Linked DNA regions of Homo sapiens: region 1 is linked to region 2. A link is a loop called in an ENCODE intact Hi-C map of the cell type or tissue named here. Cell type or tissue: breast epithelium. All regions are shown on one strand. Links, peaks and the distances in the headings refer to the core of each region. The heading gives the core; the rest is flanking DNA. Region 1 holds the start of LOC124902805 (translation initiation factor IF-2-like). Region 2 holds the start of GATD1 (glutamine amidotransferase class 1 domain containing 1).

Evidence for each region. A loop is a pair of places that touch in the nucleus more often than their neighbours do. Peaks named below come from ENCODE experiments on the same cell type or tissue, not always from the same donor. Only the 100,000 strongest peaks of a DNase experiment are listed, where the experiment ranks them.
Region 1: a loop joins it to region 2, with 2.5 times the contacts of the local background. A loop is called at or near these places in 11 of 110 quality-filtered maps.

The regions. Positions count from the first base shown.
Region 1 is chr11:563,383-575,166 of GRCh38, forward strand. RASSF7 (Ras association domain family member 7) reads left to right here. Exons shown (of 6, transcript NM_003475.4): 5 at 14-96; 6 at 176-643. The coding sequence ends at 263. It overlaps LOC124902805 (translation initiation factor IF-2-like), which reads left to right and starts at 8,212. Exons shown (of 4, transcript XM_047428004.1): 1 at 8,212-8,262; 2 at 11,356-11,383. The coding sequence starts at 8,212. It overlaps MIR210HG (MIR210 host gene), which reads right to left and starts at 5,075. Exons shown (of 2, transcript NR_038262.1): 1 at 4,970-5,075; 2 at 2,275-4,471. It overlaps MIR210 (microRNA 210), which reads right to left and starts at 4,816; the gene lies at 4,707-4,816. It also overlaps LOC143666. RefSeq lists enhancers at 2,312-2,866, 2,867-3,421, 6,007-6,757. In breast epithelium, for the core only: no CTCF peak of the experiment used is centred there; DNase peaks (open chromatin) are centred at 994 and 5,189; H3K4me3 peaks cover 1,760 bases; H3K27ac peaks cover 2,654 bases.
Region 2 is chr11:772,950-780,949 of GRCh38, forward strand. GATD1 (glutamine amidotransferase class 1 domain containing 1) reads right to left here and starts at 4,538. Exons shown (of 8, transcript NM_182612.4): 1 at 4,450-4,538; 2 at 2,117-2,193; 3 at 1,059-1,164; 4 at 573-680. The coding sequence starts at 4,513. LOC124900301 reads left to right here and starts at 4,629. Exons shown (of 2, transcript XM_047427954.1): 1 at 4,629-4,746; 2 at 5,168-8,000. The coding sequence starts at 7,214. The coding sequence ends at 7,732. GATD1-DT (GATD1 divergent transcript) reads left to right here and starts at 4,629. Exons shown (of 2, transcript NR_126343.1): 1 at 4,629-4,746. RefSeq lists silencers at 3,959-4,168, 4,179-4,888, 4,939-5,038. In breast epithelium, for the core only: no CTCF peak of the experiment used is centred there; DNase peaks (open chromatin) are centred at 112 and 4,562; H3K4me3 peaks cover 4,023 bases; H3K27ac peaks cover 2,722 bases.

The DNA.
Region 1 (11,784 bases), core at 549-8,548, 210 kb before region 2:
TCCCAACCCACAGGGCCCTCTGCCTCCAGCCAGAGAGGAGTCCCTCCTGGGCGCTCCCTCTGAGTCCCATGCTGGTGCCCAGCCTAGGCCCCGAGGGTATGTCTGTGCCCCACCTCCCCCTGGGGCACCGGGCCCTCCTGTGGCTGCAGCCACCTCAGCCTGTGTCCTCCCGCAGTGGCCCCCATGACGCAGAACTCCTGGAGGTAGCAGCAGCTCCTGCCCCAGAGTGGTGTCCTCTGGCAGCCCAGCCCCAGGCTCTGTGACAGCCTAGTGAGGGCTGCAAGACCATCCTGCCCGGACCACAGAAGGAGAGTTGGCGGTCACAGAGGGCTCCTCTGCCAGGCAGTGGGAAGCCCTGGGTTTGGCCTCAGGAGCTGGGGGTGCAGTGGGGGACTGCCCTAGTCCTTGCCAGGTCGCCAGCACCCTGGAGAAGCATGGGGCGTAGCCAGCTCGGAACTTGCCAGGCCCCAAAGGCCACGACTGCCTGTTGGGGACAGGAGATGCATGGACAGTGTGCTCAAGCTGTGGGCATGTGCTTGCCTGCGGGAGAGGTCCTTCACTGTGTGTACACAGCAAGAGCATGTGTGTGCCACTTCCCCTACCCCAACGTGAAAACCTCAATAAACTGCCCGAAGCAGCTTGAGTGTGTGTGGAGGCTGCGCTGGGCAGGGTCTGAGGTCTTGAACTTGAGCCTCCATGGGGTGCCACTGAGCAGTACCCTGACACACCTGGGGCTCACCACAGCTGGAGTATCTGAGAATAGGATCCCTCAGGGTGCTCAGTAGGGCCCAGGGCTGGGGCTTCCTGAGCTCCACATTCCATCTGCTCTGCCTCACCTAACCCCAGGGGCTCTCCTGTGAGGGCCCCAGCCTGGTGGGCCTGCTGGTTCAGCCTGGCCTGACTGTCCCAGGCATTTGTCTGGACCCCCTCCCACCTGACTCTCTGTCATGTTGCCTGTGCCCCGCCAGCAGCGGGAACTGAGGACGTCAGGACAAGCTAGACCCGCCCGTCAGGTTTACTGAGAACTTGTGGGGGTGGATCCCACACTCAGGTCAGCCAGTCCCAGGCTGCTTCACCACCCCAGGGAGGGTATGGGTACCAGTGGGCAGGGGCTGCCTCCTCTTCTCCAGGTGGGTGTGAAATGTCTGCTCTGAGCTTGCAGCTTTGAAATCAGGGCAGGGGCCAGGCATGGTGGCTCACGCCTGTAATCCCAGCACTTTGGGAAGCTGAGGCAGGCGGATCACCTGAGGTCAGGAGTTTGAGACCAGCCTGGCCAACATGATGAAACCCCGTCTCTACTAAAAATACAAAAAATTGGCCGGGCGTGGTGGAGGGTGCTTGTAGTTCCAGCTACTCGGGAGGCTGAGGCAGGAGAATGGCGTGAACCCGGGGGGCGGAGTTTGCAGTGAGCCGAGATCGCGCCACTGTGCTCCAGCCTGGGCAACAAAGCAAGACTCTGTCAAAAAAAAAAAAAAACAAAACCGGGTGTGGTGGCATGCACCTGTAATCCCAGTTACTTGGGAGGCTGAGGCAGGAGAATTAGTTGAACCTGGGAGGCAGAGGTTGCAGTGAGCTAAGATCACTCCACTGCACTCCAGCCTTAGTGACAGAGCAAGACTCTGTCTCCAAAATAAAAAAAAATTGTGTCCACAGCCCAGCCCCTGCCTGGGCCCTTGGGCTAGCTGTCACCTCTCCTGGTTCTAAGGGTAAGCCATACACTCCCAGCTCCAGGATCCATGGTTGGGGCTGGAGAAATCTTTTGTGTTGAGCAGAATGTGGAGGACCCCTATACCTGGGTACAGCCATGCATGGGAAGGCAGAGGATGGGGATGCCCTAGGTCAGGGGTGTCCAATCTTTTGGCTTCCCTGGGCCACATTGGAATACACTGAGGCCATACATGGGCCATACATGGAATACAGTAATGATAGCTGATAAGCTTTAAAAAAAAAATCGTAAAAAAAACTCACAATGTTGGCCAGGCACGGTGGCTCACACCTGTAATCCCAGCACTTTGGGAGGCCGAGGCGGGCAGATCACAAGGTCAGGAGATCAAGACCATCCTGGCTAACGTGGTGAAACCCCGTCTCTACTAAAAATACCAAAATTAGCCAGGCGTGTTGGCGGGCGCCTGTAGTCCCAGCTACTCGGGAGGCTGAGGCAGGAGACGAGCGTGAACCCAGGAGGCGGAGCTTGCAGTGAGCCGAGATTGGGCCACTAACTCCAGCCTGGGCGACAGATCGAGACTCTGTCTCAAAATAACAACAAAAAACAACTCACAATGTTTAAGAAAATTTATAGATTTGTGTTGGGCTGCATTCAAAGCTGTTCCATGGGCCAACAGTTGGACAAGTTTGCCCTAGATCATGGGGTCTTTGTGCTCTGAGAATGGGCGAGTTTGGGATGGACTCAGCTTTCTGTTGGTTGGCCCTGGATCTGGATCTGGTGCTGCCCCCTTTCTCTGGAGCACACAAAGGGAACAAGAAGGCCTGGACTTGGGCAAGGAAGCCATCCACAGGGCTCCCCAGAAGCCAGGGCCACCAGGAGCTCACTGCTGTGCAGAGGCAACTCGGCTTGGTTATTTCTTGCCTGAGGCAGGGAACAGGGAATGCAGGGAAGCCAGGCAGCAGCAGGAGGCTCCAAACGCTGGTGTCAGCAAGCCAGAACCCCCACCTGACTTCACTCCTGTCTGCCCAGCTCACAGTCGCCTGTCACTGGGAGGTCCTTGGGGCCTGGACCTGCCTGACCTGTGGCCCCAGAAGGGGCTAAGCCCAGAGTCACATGGGATGGAGCCTGGAATGCATAGGCCAAGTGGGTTGTGCCTGGGCAGCAGGCCTGGGATATGAGGGGCCTACTCCTCCATCCACAGCCCCGACCCACATTCTGGAGGGATGGTCGTACCTCTGTGACCAGCCCTCCACACCGTCACATAGGCCAGCAGGGGGCAATGCCAGGTGCCATCCAGAGCCCACCCCCATGTCCTCCCGGAGGTCATGAGCTCTGCCCTACGTACCCCAGCCCCACAATGGGAAGGAGGCATGGAGCTGGCAGAGCATGCGCCACGCCGTCCCTGTGTGTGTTTCTGAGGAACTCCTGTTCACTCTGAGGCCACTGCCTAGGTGCCCGTCCCTGGTCTGCTGCTGCTGGCTCTGATGAAGCTAACCAGCCTTCTTCCCCACCAAGAGGGTGTCCCAGCAGCAGCTATGGCTATGTTCCGGCGGGGGGAAGGCGGGGAGCCTTCCTCCTCACTGGCTGTTTCATTTTTTTATTTTTTTGAGGCAGAGTCTCTCGTCACCCAGGCTGGAGTGCAGCGGCGTAATCTCGTCTCGCTGCAACCTCCACCTCCCAGGTTCAAGCGATTCTCTTGCCTCAGCCTTCCAAGTAGCTGGGATTACAGGTGCCCACCACCATGCCTAGCTAATTTTTGTATTTTTAGTAGAGACGAGGTTTCACCATGTTGCCCAGGCTGGTCTTGAACTCCTGATCTCAAGTGAGCGATCACCCGCGTCTGCCTCCTGAAGTGTTGGGATTACGGGTGTGAGCCACCACACCCGGCCTCTCACTGGCTGTTTCAGGTGAACCAAATCCCATGGCCCCAAAAAGTGGCCAGAGTGCTTCAGATCACTCAGCAAACCTTTGAGTTGCTGAAAAGTTTACTTTTGAGTTTTAAACTGTACTTTGAAAACTATATTGTGAACTGTGTTGACATGAGGAAAGGCTGGGCTCCCTGAAAACATCCAGTTCCACAGCAGGGCGGGCCCAAGCCCAGCCAATCCCCAGGCAATGCAGGGCAGGGATCCCACCTGGTGTAAGTACGGGCAGAGGGCAGAGCCAGGCTGTATCGAGGGGCGGCGCTGGGACCCTCCTCGCCCAGAGTTCCTACTCATCCCCAGCACAGAAGTGCTCTGTAGGGCCAGCTGAGGACACCCCGGTTCACTGAGGGTGGCCCACAGTAAGTCGCCGTCTGGCAGTAAGTTAGCTCTGCAGGTGTGGACCCCAAGACCACACACAGCCTTTCTCAGGTGCAGGTCCTGCCAAGCCTCACTTCGCAGTGGTGACAGGCAACCCCGTCAGGGCAGGGAGCTTCCAAAGGCCAGTCCGAGTCCATGCCAGGCGTCCACTAAATCTGCCTCTCCCTCTCCAGCGAGCAGGTGCAGCCCTCAACTCCTGCAGGCCTGGGGAGCGGAGACAGGGCCTGTAGGCTCGGACACGACCCGGTCCTGATTTTAACAGTAGACTTGAGAAGGCAGGCTCAGCAGACAGGCTGCTGGAGGATCCACCCGCTGTCTCCCGCAGCGGCCCCACTGAAGCGGCAGAAACACACAGAAGCACCAAATCTGTCACTCTCTTCCCGTAGGAAGTCCCCAGAGGTGGCCCTCCGGAGGATGGTCCTGTTGGCTGAAGATATGACCACACCTGTGCCTGCCCAGGGCCACCTTCAGCTTGGCAACAGGAACTCCGCACACTGGTACCCTGGACACACAAGGAAAAGAAAGTTCCCTCCAAGAGGGTATCTGGCCCAGCCTCAGCCCCACCAAGCGGAGGGCAGCAAAGCCCCCGAATGATTTCGCTTACCCCCACCCGCCGTCCCTGCTGGCCAGACAGGCACACCCCGTCCATAGGGCACCCCCTCCCCACGGTATCCAGCTGCCCTCGCGTCCCCGTGTGGCCGCTCGCCTGCCCGCCAGACCCGGACACGGGGCCAGGAGGGTCGCGCTGCCCAGGCACAGATCAGCCGCTGTCACACGCACAGTGGGTCTGGGGCAGCGCAGTGTGCGGTGGGCAGGGGCTGCCCTGCGCCTGGAGGCACTGCCGGGTGGGCGGGCGGAGGGATTGACCCCACCCCCGTCCCCTCCAACTTGGGCGTCCGAGCCCCGCCGCGCCTGCCCAGCCCGACCCCCCGCAGCCCCCGCGGGAGGGCGGCCTCTGAGGGGCGCCCCGCCCGCCAACCTGGGATCCCTCGCGCGTCACCTGCGACCCCGGCGCGGGGCCGTCGCCGGCTCTCGGCCCAACTTCAGCTGCGGCCGCTGGCACCCTCTCGCCCCCCGGCCCGACCCGACCGGCCCCGGGCCCCGCGGCTCCACGCCCAGCCCCGTATGCAAATGACCTGGTCCCTCAGCCAATGGCCGGCCTAGCCGGGCCCGCCCTACCGCAACGCAGCCAGTGGGCGCGAGGGGGGTTCGCGACGCCCCGCCCACCGCCGCGCGGCCCTTCGCGGGCGAGGCCGGCGCGTTCTTTTCTGCACGTCTGCCCGGGGAGGGGCGGCACCTGCCGGGCGGGGCCTGCGGGGCGCCAGCTGCGAGGGCGCGGCGGGGCCAGGGCGCGTCCCCCGGCCGGGCGGATGGTACGGCCCGAGGTGGTCCTCCTCCCGCCGCGCGGTGGTATGGCCCGGGCTCGCGGGGCTTCCGGGCTGGGCGTGGGGCGCAGCCTGGCGACGGGTCCTCCGCCCGCGGGTGTGCGTGGGGCGGCAGGGCCGGCCGGGAGCTGCCCCTCTTCCCGCGGCGCGGTGGTACGACCCGGCCGCCTCCGTGCCCCGCACCCGCGTCCCGCGGGCCCGCCCCCCCCAACCCGCTGGGCGCCCGGCGCACGTATCCCGGGCCGTGACCCGGGTGGGGCCTGCGCGGGCCCGGACACGGCGTCCTCGGGACGCACGCACCACCCCCCGGGCGGCTTGGGGTCCCCAAAGGACGCCCGGGTCCGTCCTGCTGGCGAAGAGGGGGCTCTGGCTCTGCCTGGTTTGCCTGGCGACCCCCACGGGGCGCCCTTGGGGGCTCTGGGTCCCTCCTGCGCGCTCTGTCTCCGCGGAAGCCTCTGGAGCCTGGAGGGGGTGCCTCAAGGGCTCAGGGGTCTTCGCAGCCCTGTGCCGGTCTTTGAGGGGACGAGGCGAGAGAATCCTGTCTGTGCGCTGAAAACGTGTAAAATCAAAGGAGCCTTGACGGTTTGACCTTCGTTAGGACTCGCAGGGCCAGCTTCAGACGTGGAAGTATCGGACTCCGGGGTGGGGCTCCAAAGTGGCAGCCAAAGGAGATTTGGCCGCCGGCCCCCCTTGGCACTGTCACCCTGGTCCTCGGCCCCGGGCCGTCTCCCCTCAGCTCCCTGGCCCTAAACTCACCGCCCTGCTCTTTGTCCTCCCCTGGCCCCATGACCTCCCTGCCTCGGCATCCGCGCAGGCCTGGGCCGCAGCCTGCCCCCTGCCCCAGCCCCGGCGGCAAAGTGCTGGGGCCCCAGGGAGCTTCCGAACCAGCCCATGTCCTCAGGGGCTTGAAGGCTGGGGACAAAAATTCAGATGCAGAGTCTGGGGTGACTCAGACATGATCAGCAAGACATGACCGAGGTCTTGCTGACCCCTTGACCCTTGGCCCCCGATAGAACCGAGTGGCTCCTTGCACCTGTGGCTGCCTGTGGATGGGGAAGGTGCCCAGAGGATCACGGAGCCACTCGGTTCTATTGGGGGTCAGGGGTCAGCAAGACCTCGATCCTGTGGGTCGTGAAGGAGCCTCTAAGAGTCAGTGGGGTCCCTGAGAAGGCCCACGTCTTCATGGCAGGGCAGAGGCTCCTAGGGCAGTCAGACTAGGGGACAAGAAGGGGCAAGAGGACAGGGCAGCTCTGTGTTCCTGTCGTGCCCTGCTGACGTGAACCCACTTCTGCCCCCAGTCCTGCCAATTTCACAGGCACCTTTTCTCAGCATCTGTAGTGAGTGGGATGGTCCCTCCGCCAAAAAGAAGATATATCCACATCCTAATACCCAGGCTTCCTAAATGTGCCCTCATCGGGAGAAAGCATCTTTGCAGATGTCATTAAGGGAAACATCTTGAAACGAGATCATCCTGGACTTTCTGGGTGGGCCCTAAATCCAATGATCAGTGTCCTTATAAAAGACAGGGAAAACAGGCCGGGTGTGGTGGCTCAAGCCTGTAATCCCAGCACTCTGGGAGGCCGAGGTGGGCAGATCACCTGAGGCCAGGAGTTTGAGGCCAGCCTGGCCAACATAGTGAAACCCCATCTCTACTAAAAATACAAAAAAATCAGCCGGGCATGGTAGTGTGAGCTTGTAATCCCAGCTACTTGGGAGGCTGAGGCAGGAGAATCGCTTGAACCTGGGAGGTTGGCAGTGAGCTGAGATCACGCCACTGCACTCCAGCATGGGCAACAGAGTACGACTCTGTCTCAAACAGACAAACAAAAAACACAAAAAAAGAGAGAAGGCCGGGCGCGGTGGCTCATGCCTGTAATCCCAGCACTTTGGGAGGCCGAGGAGGGTGGATCACCTGAGATCAGGAGTTCGAGACCAGCCTGATCAACATGGAGAAACCCCGTCTCTACTAAAAATACAAAATTAGCCGGGCGTGGTGATGCATGCCCGTAATCCCAGCTACTCGGGAGGCTGAGACAGGAGAATCACTTGAACCTGGGAGGTGGAGGTTGAGGTGAGCCGAGATCGCGCCATTGCACTCCAGCCTGGGCAACAGAGCAAGACTCCGTCACAAAAAAAAAAAAAAAAAAAAGGCTGGGCGCGGTGGCTCACGCCTGTAATCCCAGCACTTTGGGAGGCCGAGGCAGGCGGATCACGAGGTCAGGAGATCGAGACCATCCTGGCTAACACAGCGAAACCCTGTCTCTACTAAAAATACAAAAAATTAGCCGGGCGAGGTGGCGGGCGCCTGTAGTCCCAGCTGCTCGGGAGGCTGAGGCAGGAGAATGGCGTGAACCCGGTGGGCGGAGCCTGCAGTGAGCAGAGATTGCACCACTGCACTCCAGTCTGGGCGACAGAGCAAAACTCTGTCTCAAAAAAAAAGGAGAGAAAGAGAAAAGAGACACAGACACAGAGGGAGGCCATAGGAAGCCATAGCCAAGGAACGCCTGGAGATGAAGCTGGGAGAAGAAGGACCTCCCCAGATCCTCAACAAGGAGGGTGGCCCTGCCAGCCTGGATCTCTGACTGCTGGCTTCCAGACTGAGAGAATGCCTTTCTGTTGTCTAAGGGCTCTGGTTTGTGGCCGTTTGATATGACAGCCCTGGGACACACAGACACCTGCCTTCCCTAGGTAGAGAATGCAGCCCTGCCTGTTCCCTCCCCCAGCTCTGAGAGTTTTGACTCCTTTGTTCTCTCCCCACCCACCTCCTCCAGCCACCCCTGCCCCTGCCTCCCCCAGGCATCCACCTGGCTCTGGGGCTCCCTGCTGCTGGGAGTGGGATGGGTCTCAGCAGGGGGCGATGACTGGGCTCATTGCCCACCAAGCCCTGTATGTGCACACGGACCTGATGGTGGGGTGGGGGGCAGGGGTGGGAAGGGGCTGGGCTAGGCCCTCCGGGATAAGCTGGCCTGGCGGGACAGAAGCAAGGGAGCTCCCAGCCCAGCTCCATCCTCCCGTGCACACCAGGAGCATGCACACCATGCTTGCGTCTGCAAGGGGCAGGGGCAGCACACGGCAGTGTCGACCAGGAATCTGGCCGGAGCCTCAGAGTACAGGTCTGTGTGAGGCTGTGTGGGCAGGATGCACATGTGTGCACACTGACACTAGCAGGTGATGGGGGTTGGGGGGTGACCCGTCAGTGTACGGGGGAGGTGACAGTACTGATGAGGGGGTTGTATACAGGAGGTGTCTGCCTGCTGGTGTGTGAGGCATCTATCCACGTGCGAGCAGGTAAGGAGTCATTTTATGTCAGGTGTGTGGGTAGCGGTGGGGGTGGGAGTCAGGAGGTATTGGTATGTGCCCCTGCTCTCATGCTCTCAAGTACCACCTATGCACAGTTTGGGCCTAGTTTGGCTCTGGGCAGCTGCCTGGAGATACTTCTCACACCTGAGCCTGAGTGCTGTCTGACATACCTGGGTTGGTTGTGCACTGACCAAGGATTATGCTCACTGAGGACGTCCTTCATGTCTCCATGTGGATGTCTGTGTTTATTTATTTTTTATTTTTTTGAGACGGAGTCTCGCTGTCGCCCAGGTTGGAGTGCAGTGGCGTGATCTCGGCACTGCAGGCTCCGCCCCCTGGGGGTTCACGCCATTCTCCTGCCTCAGCCTCCCGAGTAGCTGGGACTACAGGCGCCCGCCACCTCGCCCGGCTAATTTTTTGTATTTTTTTTTTTTAGTAGAGACAGTTAGCCAAGATGGTCTCGATCTCCTGACCTCGTGATCCGCCCGCCTCGGCCTCCCAAAGTGCTGGGATTACAGGCGTGAGCCACCGCACCTGGCGTTTATTTATTCATTTATTTATTTTTGAGACAGAGTCTCACTCTGTTGCCCAGGCTGGAGTGCAGTGGCGCGATCTTGGCTCACTGCAGCATCTGCCTCCCAGGTTCACGCCATTCTCCTGCCTCAGCCTCCCGAGTAGCTGGGACTACAGGCACGCGTAACCATGCCCAGGTAACTTTTGTAGTTTTAGTAGAGATGGGGTTTCACCGTGTTGGCCAGGTTGGTCTCCAACTCCTGACCTCAGGTAACCCTCCTGCCTCAGCCGAAAGTGCTGGATTACAGGTGTGAGCCACCATGCCCGGCTTTATTGTTTTTGAGACATGGTCTCACTCTGTCACCCAGGCTGCAGTGCAGTGGTGCCATCGCGGTTCACTGCAGCCTCAACCTCCTGGTCTCAAGCAATCCTCCCACCTCAGCCTCCCGAGTAGCTGGGACTACAGGTGTGCACTACCATGTCAGGCTAATTTTTTAAATTTTTTTGTAGAAAGGAAATCTCACCATGTTGCCCAGGTTGGAACTCCTGGGCTCAAGTGATCCTCCCGCTGTGGCCTGCCAAAGTGCTGGGATAACAGGGCAAGTGCCACCGTGCCTGGCCTGGGTGCATGTGTTTATTATGACAATTACCAGCAGCCCCCCAGGCATCCCGTCCTCCTTCCCAGGAGCCTCGGCGTGTCTGTGGATGCCCCTGCATCTAGTGTCCAGCAGGCAGGCACGTGGCACATGTAAAGGTAGGGGAGGTGCCTGGTGCAGGGCAGAGGGCGGTCCCGCAGCCCGCTGGCTGATCACACTGGACCCCACCTGAGGCGTACCTATCTCGTCCTCACAGTGACCTAAGAGGTAGGCCTGAGCACCCACATTCCTGTTTCACAGCCAAGGACACAGAGGCACACAGAGGTTGAGAAACAGACTGAAGTGCGTGAGTTCAGGTGGCTGGCCTGGGTGACTGCAGTGACACCCAGCCCCTCTGGCCCACCGAGAATAGATTGCTCCAGAGTCCTCCTCAGTCGTCGGCACCATCCACTCCTCCTTCCTGCAGGGGCATTTTCAGAACCCATAAGTGCCTGTTATTTCTCCCATTGCAAACAGAAAACTGTGGGCGAAAGATTACCTAGGTGCCGAAGCAAGAGACTGAAGGCACAAACTGTTTCAGTATAATAAAGAAAATAGAATAAGAATAGTCCTAATACGAATTAGATACAGAGATGATCATGGAAAATTATCAATCATTATTATAAATATTAGTCATTAGCTTTTAATATTACTCTTTGTGGCATTACTAATACAACCTAGGAATAACCGGCGGGTATAGGGTCAGGTGCTGAAGGGACGTTGTGAGAAGTGACCTAGAAGGCAAGAGGTGAGCCCTCTGTCACGCCAACATAAGGGCCGCTTGAGGGCTCCTTGGTCAAGCGGTAACGCCAGTGCCTGGGAAGGCACCCGTTACTTAGCCGACCGTGAAAGGGAGTCTCCTTTCCTTGGAGGAGTCAGGGAACACTCTGCTCCACCAGCTTCTTGTGGGAGGCTGGATATTCTCCAGGCCTGGCCTGCAGTCATCCGGAGGCCTAACCCCCTCCCTGTGGTGCTTGAATGATCACACTCCTTATCCACTTTCATGCTCCTCCCGTACTCCTGGCTCCTCTTTGAAGTTCGTAGTAGATAGCGGTAGAAGAAATAGTGAAAGTCTTAAAGTCTTTGATCGTTCTTCTAAGTGCAGAGAAGAAAATGCTGACATATGCTGCCTTCTCTCTTTGCTTCGGCTGCCTAAGAGGGAAGGGCCCCCTGTCCTATGATCACGTGACTTGCTTCACTTTATCACTTAGAAGATTCACCCTCCTTACCCTGCCCCCTTGTCTTGTATGCAATAAATATCAGCGCACCTAGGCGCTCAGGGCCACTACCGGTCTCCACGTCTTGATGGTAGTGGTCCCCCGGGGCCCAGCTGCTCTTTATCTCGTGTCTTTATTACAATCTCTGGTCTCTGCACACGGGGAGGACACCTGCTAAGCCCCCGTAGGGCTGGACCCTACAGAAAACCACACCCCTCTCTTGCCCTGCTCCTTAGTTACCTCCACCTTTACCTTCCCCTTTGCAGCAAATTGACCTGAAAGAGAAGTTGGTGTTCACAGCCCCTGCGTGCTCTCTGCTCACTCTCCAAACTCCAGCCCCTGGCCCCAGCGCCGCTGGCCCTCGGTGAGTCGCAGTGGCCCACCCTGCTGCACCCAGGCTCCCTCCCCCGCCTGTGTGTGCACGCCCTCTCTGGCTTCCAGAAGCCCCTCTCCTGGTTTGTCCTCCGGCCCCCACCCCTAGCACCCCCTGTGCCCCTTCCTAGTCTCCTTTGCAGATTCCAAACCTCTTCAAGTTGGAGTCCCAGAGTTCAGGCACTGGTCCCCAGTCACACCCCACATGCGATTCCCACATAGTTCTCTTCATCCAGTGCAGCCTCTGCCCACTGCATCTCCTCTGACACGTCCCATTCCCCCAAGGGCGCTAGATAAAGGGGCACCTGCGGACACACACGCTGAGGCTCCTGGGAAGGAGGACCGACCGCCTGTGTTCAGCTTAGAGCCCCCGACCTCCATCTGTCGCTGCTC
Region 2 (8,000 bases), core at 1-8,000:
TTGCAGTGGGGACATCCTGGCTCCATCCGAAAGGCTGAGTGTGTTCCCACGGCTGAGGTGGCCACAAACAATTGCTGCCTGTCCAGGCCATGCTGGGGACGGCGGCCCCACTCCAACACACAAAGGGTGCTGTGTAGAGCGCTGGCTTGTCCACCCCGGCCAGTGGACACACTCATCACAGCCCAACCCGGAGCCGGGGCAGCTGCCAGGTCTCCTCAAACAGCCTTCCTCCCTGCACCCCTGCTGGCCTTGAGCCCCAAGCCCAGCCCTGGATGCCAGGCTTTCCCAGAAGGAATCAGGCCGGTGTCCTGCCTTGCTCAGGAGGGCATGGCCACCCACCCTCGGGAGCCCACCCAGAGGCCTGCAAGATGGTCACCAGGAGACGACAAAGTCTGTGTGTGTCGGGGGAAGGGGCAGTCCCTGCCTCCTGCCCACAACCACTGCAGTGGCCACTGACCAGAGATCCAGAAACGCCTACCTGGAGTCTTCCCACCTCTCTTCTGCTGGTGGGAGACCCATTTCTTGTGACACTGCACATCCAACCCCTCCCCTGGGTCCCAGGGGTCACCTACTGCTCTCAGAGTGGAAGTGCTGCAGGATACGGGCCAGGGAGCCACTGCTGGCCAGGTCGGTCAGGGCCCCAGGACAGCTGGGGATCAGGAGGGCATGGTACCGGGCACCTGGGGGGAGACCACAAACCAGGTAGCAGCCACATGTCAAAGTGAGACTACCTGCAGGACCAGGCCCGAGTGCGTGGCCAGGACAGACCCTCCACAGGGACCAGCCAGCCTGGTGATGTCATCTGTCCCTTTTCCTCCATGGGCTACAGCTCCCAAGGGCCCCCCTGACTTTCCTGTCTCCACACACTCACCAACTCTCCTCCCCAGAGGGGCTCAGAAACTCTGGGGCCCAGGATGTGGGGCTGGAGGCTGCCCCAAATGGTCACAGGGCTTCAGGGGCTGAGCTAGGGAGCTCACTAAGACCCCAAACCTATCTGGAACCCTTGACCCTCCAAGGTCCCAGGCACCCCACCCCCAAGGAGTGGGTCCCGGGCCTACCATCGATGGACTCGAGCTTGGCGGGGCTGGCGTAAGCCTTGAGGCGGAAGTCTTGCACCCAGCGTGCATTGCTCTCAGTCACATCCACAAATTCCATGGCTTTCCCCTGGAGAAGCAGAGCCCAGGGGCCGAGGGTCAGCACCAGGGATATCCCTGTCGGCTCAGAGGGAGCCTGAAAAAGCTGACAAGGGACCCAACAGCATCCCCCTGAGGCACAAAGGCCCCCGACCACCCAGCCTCCTTCACGGGATCTCCCAGGGTCGGGGAGCCTGTCCCAGCAGCAGCCTCAGTGGTTTATTTCCTAGCCAACCCACCAACCAAAAATTTTTATACATAATAAATAAACAAAAACCCGCAGTGACAAATACATAATGCATCCTTACTATGACTTATGTACATCTGATATCCCTGGGTCCCCCACGATCAGAGGGTGGAGAATTCCTCCCAGTGGAAACATGTGCCCCTCACACCAGGGCTGCGCCTTGGTCTCCTCCTCACACACGTGCAGAAGCACAGACCCACAGCAAAAAGGTCTCCCTTGGGCTGGGTGCAGAGGCTCACGCCTATAATCCCAGCACTTTGGGAGGCCGAGGCGGGTGGGTCACCTGAGGTTGGGAGTTCGAGACCATCCTGGCCAACACGGTGAAAACCCATCTCTACTAAAAATACAAAATGAGCTGGGCGTGGTGGCGCATGCCTGTAATCCCAGCTACTCGGGAGGCTGAGGCAGGAGGACTGCTTGAACCCGGGAGGCGGAGGTTGTGGTGAGCCGAGATCGCACCACCGCACTCCAGCCTGGGCAACAAGAGCGAAACTCCATCTCAAAAAAAAAAGGAAAAGAAAAGGTCTCCCTCATCACAGATGGGGGATCAGAGCCCAGGAAATGGGGACTGGGACAGGGGGACGCCACCAGGGTTTGGTTACAGACTCTTCACCCCTCCACCAACTGCAGGGGCTCCCCACTCCTCCCAGGCCGCGGCGGCAGTCTCCTGACCTTGCCCCCGGAGAGGTGGAGACAGACCCCAAGTGTCCAGTGGGGAAGGAGAGGCTGGACTTACCCCAGGGGTGGCCACCTGCAGGTTGAAGGCGGTGCTGGCCATCGTGAAACAGTGGAGGAAGGACTGGGCCGACACACCTGCAGAAGGTCCCAGTGAGTGTGGGCTCGACAGGACTAGCGTGCCCCGCCTCAGGGGGCTACCCAGACACCCCCATGGCCTCGACTGACCCCAGAACACGCTGAGGAGCAGCCCTCTCCCCTACACCCAAGAACGACTACTTGAAGCCCTGGGGCAGGGCCAGCCACCCATTCACGTCCAGGAGAAGGAAGCTGGGAAGGCATGAGTCAGAGGGGCACAGCCAGGTCTGCCAGAACGGTAGGCCATCCCCGGGCCTGCATCCCCCATGGCGGGCTCTTTCCCCAGCCTGGCACTGTCACCTCCAGCCTCAGCCAGAAGCTGGGAGAGGATGCAGCCCACCTCAACTGTCCATGCCACTCCCACACCCCAGCCTCATCCTAGTGCTAACAGAGCCACGAGAGACCTTTCTGAAAGGCAAACCCGGGTGTGAGGGTCACAGAGTTCAGCTCATCCTCTCACTGAACCACCAGGGACTCAGGCCCTCAGGCACCATGGAGAACGCAGAAGTGTCCTGGCCCCCCCTCACCCCTTCCAGGGAAGCCGCTCAGAGGGACCCTTTCCTCACAAGGGTTCTGGGATTATACCCCTCCCCCGCCAGCTCTTCCTAGCATCCTTCGGCCCCTCAAAAAACTTTTAAAAAAGAAACTCAACACACCACACCCAATCCAGAAGGCTCTGGGGGCCTCTGTCCTACCAGGGGAAGGACACAGCCCCGCCCACCCTGCCTGCCGGAGAGCACTTACAAGTTTATTCCAAAGTAGCGTGAGCTGTATCTCTCTACATTTATTTTAACTCTGGGGCCCAATCCCTCAGCTTCATTTTTATCTTCATTCTTTTTTTTTTTTTTTTTTTTTTTTTGAGACGGAGTCTCGGTCTGTCGCCAGGCTGGAGTGCAGTGGTGCGATCTCGGCTCACTGCAACCTCCACCTTCCAGGCTCAAGCAATTCTCCTGCCTCAGCCTCCCGAGTAGCTGGGACTACAGGAGGGTGCCACCACGCCCAGCTAATTTTTGTACTTTTAGTAGAGACGGAGTTTCACTGTTTTAGCCAGAATGGTCTCGATCTCTTGACCTCGTGATCCGCCCGCCTCAGCCTCCCAAAGTGCTGGGATTACAGGCGTGAGCCACTGCGCCCAGACTCTTCATTCTTATATAAGTTAATACATATTCACTGTAAAATGTCCACTTATCGAGGAAAAACAAAGTGCCCAGTAGACTGCCGCAGGCTCTGTTCCCCCAGCTGCCCGCCCTTCCGGCCTCCTGAAGTGCTGCCCCCAGCCTGCTGGCGCTAAGACCCCACGTCCTCAACATGCCGGACCTCCTCACGCCTACCTGCTCTGGAAACAAGCCCCAACCCACCCCCCCAGGACTGAACCCCACTCGAGGCTCCTCCCACCCGCAGTCTGGGGGCATCACTCAGGACCCCTGGAGCTCAGCACATCGTGACGCCACAACCCCACAGCCCCATCTCCCCGTCCACACTTGAGGAGCTACAGACTTCAAGAGGCAGACCCCTGGGTCGCAACCCCGGCCCCCACCTCTCCGTGGTGCGGTGACCTTGGGCTGCTCACTTCCCTCTCCAAAAGGCTCAGAACAAGGCCAGGCACCCTCGTGCTCCGCTGCTCATCCCTCCCCTGCTGCCCTGAGACCCTGCAGGCTCAGCGCCAGGGGACGCACCCCGCTGCGCTCCGACCCGCGTGAGCCCCAGGCCAGTACTGCCCTGGTACCCTTGCCCCAGGACGGGGGCCGCGGGGCGCCTTCTCCAGGAGGGGGCTCCGGGTCTCCTCAGAAGCCGGTGGCTCAGAAGGTCAGGGTCCCCGCGGCCGCCCGACCTCAGAGCTGGGTCAACTCCCGGAATGGCCCCTCCCCACACCCGGGCTCCCCTCTCGCAGCGCAGCGGCCTCAGAGACCAGGCCCAGGCACGCGGCTCCCTCCGCTAGAAACGTCGGGCCCGGGCCGCCTCGCCGGGCAGACGAGACTCGGAGGAGCGACGCGGCGCCGGGATCCATCACGACCCCCCGACCCCGCCCCGAGCTCCATCCCACCAACCCGCGACCCCACCCCCGCCCCCGTCCCCGCCCCGAGCTCCATCCCGACACCGACCCCGCTCCGCCCTCCCCCGGCCCCTGCCCGGCGCCCCCAGCGGCCTCGGCCTCCGGCGCCACGTGACGCGCGCCCACCGTGTCCCGAACCTCCCGCCCCGGGCAGCCCCCTCGCGGACGCTCTTCGGACACTGGCCCCGGCCGCCGGGCCTCACCTTCGGCGGCGCCGCTGGCCACGAGCAGACAGGCGGGCCTGTTAGGGAGCCGCTCGGACGCCATGGCTCGGGCTCGGCGCTGGGTCTGCGCGTGCGCGGCGTCTGGGCGCGCCCGGGAGTTCGCGGGTCACGTGCCCTGGCGGCCGGGGGCGGAGCCGGGTGGGACTGGGCGCCTGCGCGTTCGTACCCGGTCCGGGTCGGCTGGGCTGCCCGCCGCTCCGCGCGCCCGGGCGGTCGCAGGTCGCGCCTGCTTTGGCCCCGGCGGGTTCGGCATCCGAGCCTGGCAGGGGCCAATAGGTAGGGTCGCGAGGGTCCTCCCCGGCCGCATGCGCAGTCTGAGCGCGCGCGGGGTAGGGCTCTTGGCCTGGGGTGGGGGCGCGGGCATCAGCAGAGCCAGGCGGCGGTGTCGGGGCGCGAAGGTGCCCGTGGTGTTCCGGTGGCCACACCCGAGGAGCAGGGGAGACCGGGGGGCTGCGGGGTCAGAAGCTCCGGGTGTCCCCGGAGACTAGGAGGGGGACGGCGGGGTCCAGGAGGCGGGGTGGGCTCCGCCGGCCCAGGACGGGGGCGTCGCGGGGAGGCCTGCAGGGTTGTGGGGCGTCGGGCTGAGCTCCTGGGAGGACGGAGTGTCACTTCCTGAGATGGGGACACCTCGGGCGTGCTGGCTTTGGTGAGGAGAATTGAAGCAGTTTTTCTTTTTTTTTTTTTTTTTTTGAGACAGGGCCTCTGGAGTGCAGTGGCGTGATCTCGGCTCACTACAGCGTCTGCCTACCGTGTTCAAGCGATCCTCCCACCTCAGCCTGTTGAGCAACCGGGACCCCAGGTGCACACTCCACCACGCCCAGCTAATTTTTTTGTGTTTTGGGTAGAGAGGGGGTCTCACTGTGTTGTCCAAGCTGGTCTCGAACTCCTGATCTAAAGCGATCTGCCTGCCTTGGCCTCCCAAAGTGCGAGGACTACAGGCGTGAGCCACCGCGCCTGGCCTGAAGCAGTTTTTCCTTAGACTGTAGTTGGAGGGGGTGAGACCACGTGGAGTGGTTGGCAGACAGGCAGGCACCCTTTGAGGCCAAAAGGGCGCTTGAGACAGAGCCAGCAGGCGAGCGGGCCGCCCAGGTCCCTGGCCCCCTGCTGCCAGTATGAAGGTCCCACCAAGCCTCTGCTCCAACCAGGGGAACCGTCATGGTTGGGAACAGCCAAGGTGAGGAATTCTGTGGGTCACACCCCCTGAAAACCACTGGCCTCCGCCGGGCGCGGTGGCTCACGCTTGTTATCCCAACACTTTGGGAGGCCCAGGCGGGTGGATCACGAGGTCAGGAGTTCAAGACCAGCCTGGCCAAGATGGTGAAACCCCGTCTCTACTAAGAAAAATACAAAAATTAGCAGTGGCAGCACCTGTCATCCAAGCTACTTGGGAGGCTGAGGCGGGAGAATCACGTGAACCCAGCGGGGGCAGAGGTTGCAATGAACCAAGATTGCGCCACTGCACTCCAGCCTGGGCGACAGATTGAGACTCCTTCTCAAAAAAAAAAAAAAGCCACTGGCCTCTGGCTCCCCCTGGCCCAGCCTGGAGAAGGGTCCCTGACCCCCGTCAGACAAGCAGTGCACCCTGCCTCACCTGACACAGAGCCCTCCCACCACAGGGGAAGTGGGAGCTGGGAGCTCCTGGTACAGGCAAGGCCGAGAGTTGGGTTAGGGAGCAGAGGACGGAGCTGAGTGAGTGTCCAGTGTTAGGTGGGTGGGGGTGTTAGTGGATGGAGGTGTCTGAAGCCTCGCAGGCCTGCGGTCACACCACAGGCTGGGCCTAGCCGCTTGGAGAGCTTTCTGGATCTGCACAGGATCTTGTCCCCCACAGACACACACTGTGGGCCTCAAACCCGGGAGCAGGAGGGGCAGGTTGGAGCAGGTCTACCTGCTTGCCCAGCCCCACCTGCACTGGCCCCAAGGTGTCCCTGATGGAGCTGAGCTGGACCAGCCACAGGTGCAGGGCTGAGTCTGCAGCAGCCCCCTCCCCATTCCTCTTCCCCTCCCCCAAGTTAGAACAGCAGTATGGAGGAGGAAGCTGGAAGCCAGGCTTGGCCCTCACGCTGGCGGCAAGTCTAATGCGTGTGTGTGCACCTGTGTCCACAGGTGGTGTGCCCCCTAGTGTACCCTTGGGTCCCCACCGTAGTCCAAGGTGTCATGTCTGTGTGTGGGCATCGCTGGTTCCCGGCACAGCCAATCCTGGGAAAGTGCATGTCCCTCATGGCATTCGGAGTCAGGGTGGCCAGCCAGGGCCCCACCAGCAAGCCATAGCATCAGCCCAAGGGCAGCAGCCAGCCAGGAGGCAGGAACCGCACCCGAAGTTCCTAGGCGTCCCGAGTCTCCTGTGGGCAAGATCACCCTTGTACCCTCACTGCTGAGCCCTGGAGTGTGGGTGCCCCCAGGTGGTCTGTTGCTGCTCCGCTACTCCGCAGCAGCCCCCAACCCTGTGTGCCCACCCAGGGTGCCGCCATCTCCTCCCCTGCAAGAGGCCAGCCTCTGCTCCGCGCCTCTCTATCCCCAGCAGGTGGGAAAGGGTGCTTCCAGGGTACTGCTATCTCCCCCGCTCCAAGAGGCCAGCCTCTGCTCCCCGCCTCTCTACCCCTGGCTGGTGGGAAAGGGTGCTCCTCAGGCCCTGTTTAGGGCTGACATTGGGCCAGGTGACAGGACACCTGGGCATGATTGGGCAGCTATTGGGGAGCCATGGGCAGAGCACCTGAGGTCTGCAGTCAGCAGCCCAGTCCGGGTGATGCCTCCTGGGAAGGGGCCCAGACTTGGGGGTAACGGCGTCACTGATGTGGGTCCCTGGCCCCACTGTGGGGTGTCCAGGGTTGTGCCTATTGGACCGCCCGCCTCACCATCCCACGCTACTGAGCCTCCTTCCTCAGCCATTGTCCAGCTTCGTGTCAAGTCCTGGCGTGGGGCTCACCGCCTGCCCCTTGACCGTGGAGTTCGGACGCGTCTCACAGTGAGTGCCCCAGCAGAGCAGGGTTGGGTGCTGAGCATCAGCAGCTCTGCCAGAGCAAGTGGCAATTCCCTGGAACCTGGGGTCTTGCCTTTGTTTGGAGACCGAGAGACTCACAGTGTGGGAGGGTCACAGGACATGTCATCAGCAGTGAAAAGGTTTTGTTCCGTTTCCTGCCTTCAGAACTTGCACGTGCTGGAATCCAAGGATGGGTGGGAGAGGGGCCGTTCCTGGAGATGTCTGCCCTTCGGGGCTGGCCCATGCCACAGGACCTCCCATCACCCCTGCTGCCTTGGTTGGTGAATTCGGGGCATGCTGAGCCTTTCCCTTGCAGCCTTTGCACTTGCTACTCTTCCCTCCGCTTATCAAACTCCTAACCATCCCTCGAAGTCCATGGGCACCAGAAGCACCGCCTCAGAGACTCACAGACTCAGATGTACAGATGTCCCTCAGTATCCATGCGGAATTGATTCCAGGACCCCTGCAGATGCTCAAGTCCCTGCTATAAAATAGTGTAGTGTTTGGCCAGGCATGGTGGCTCACGCCTGTAATCCCAGCACTTTGGGAGGCC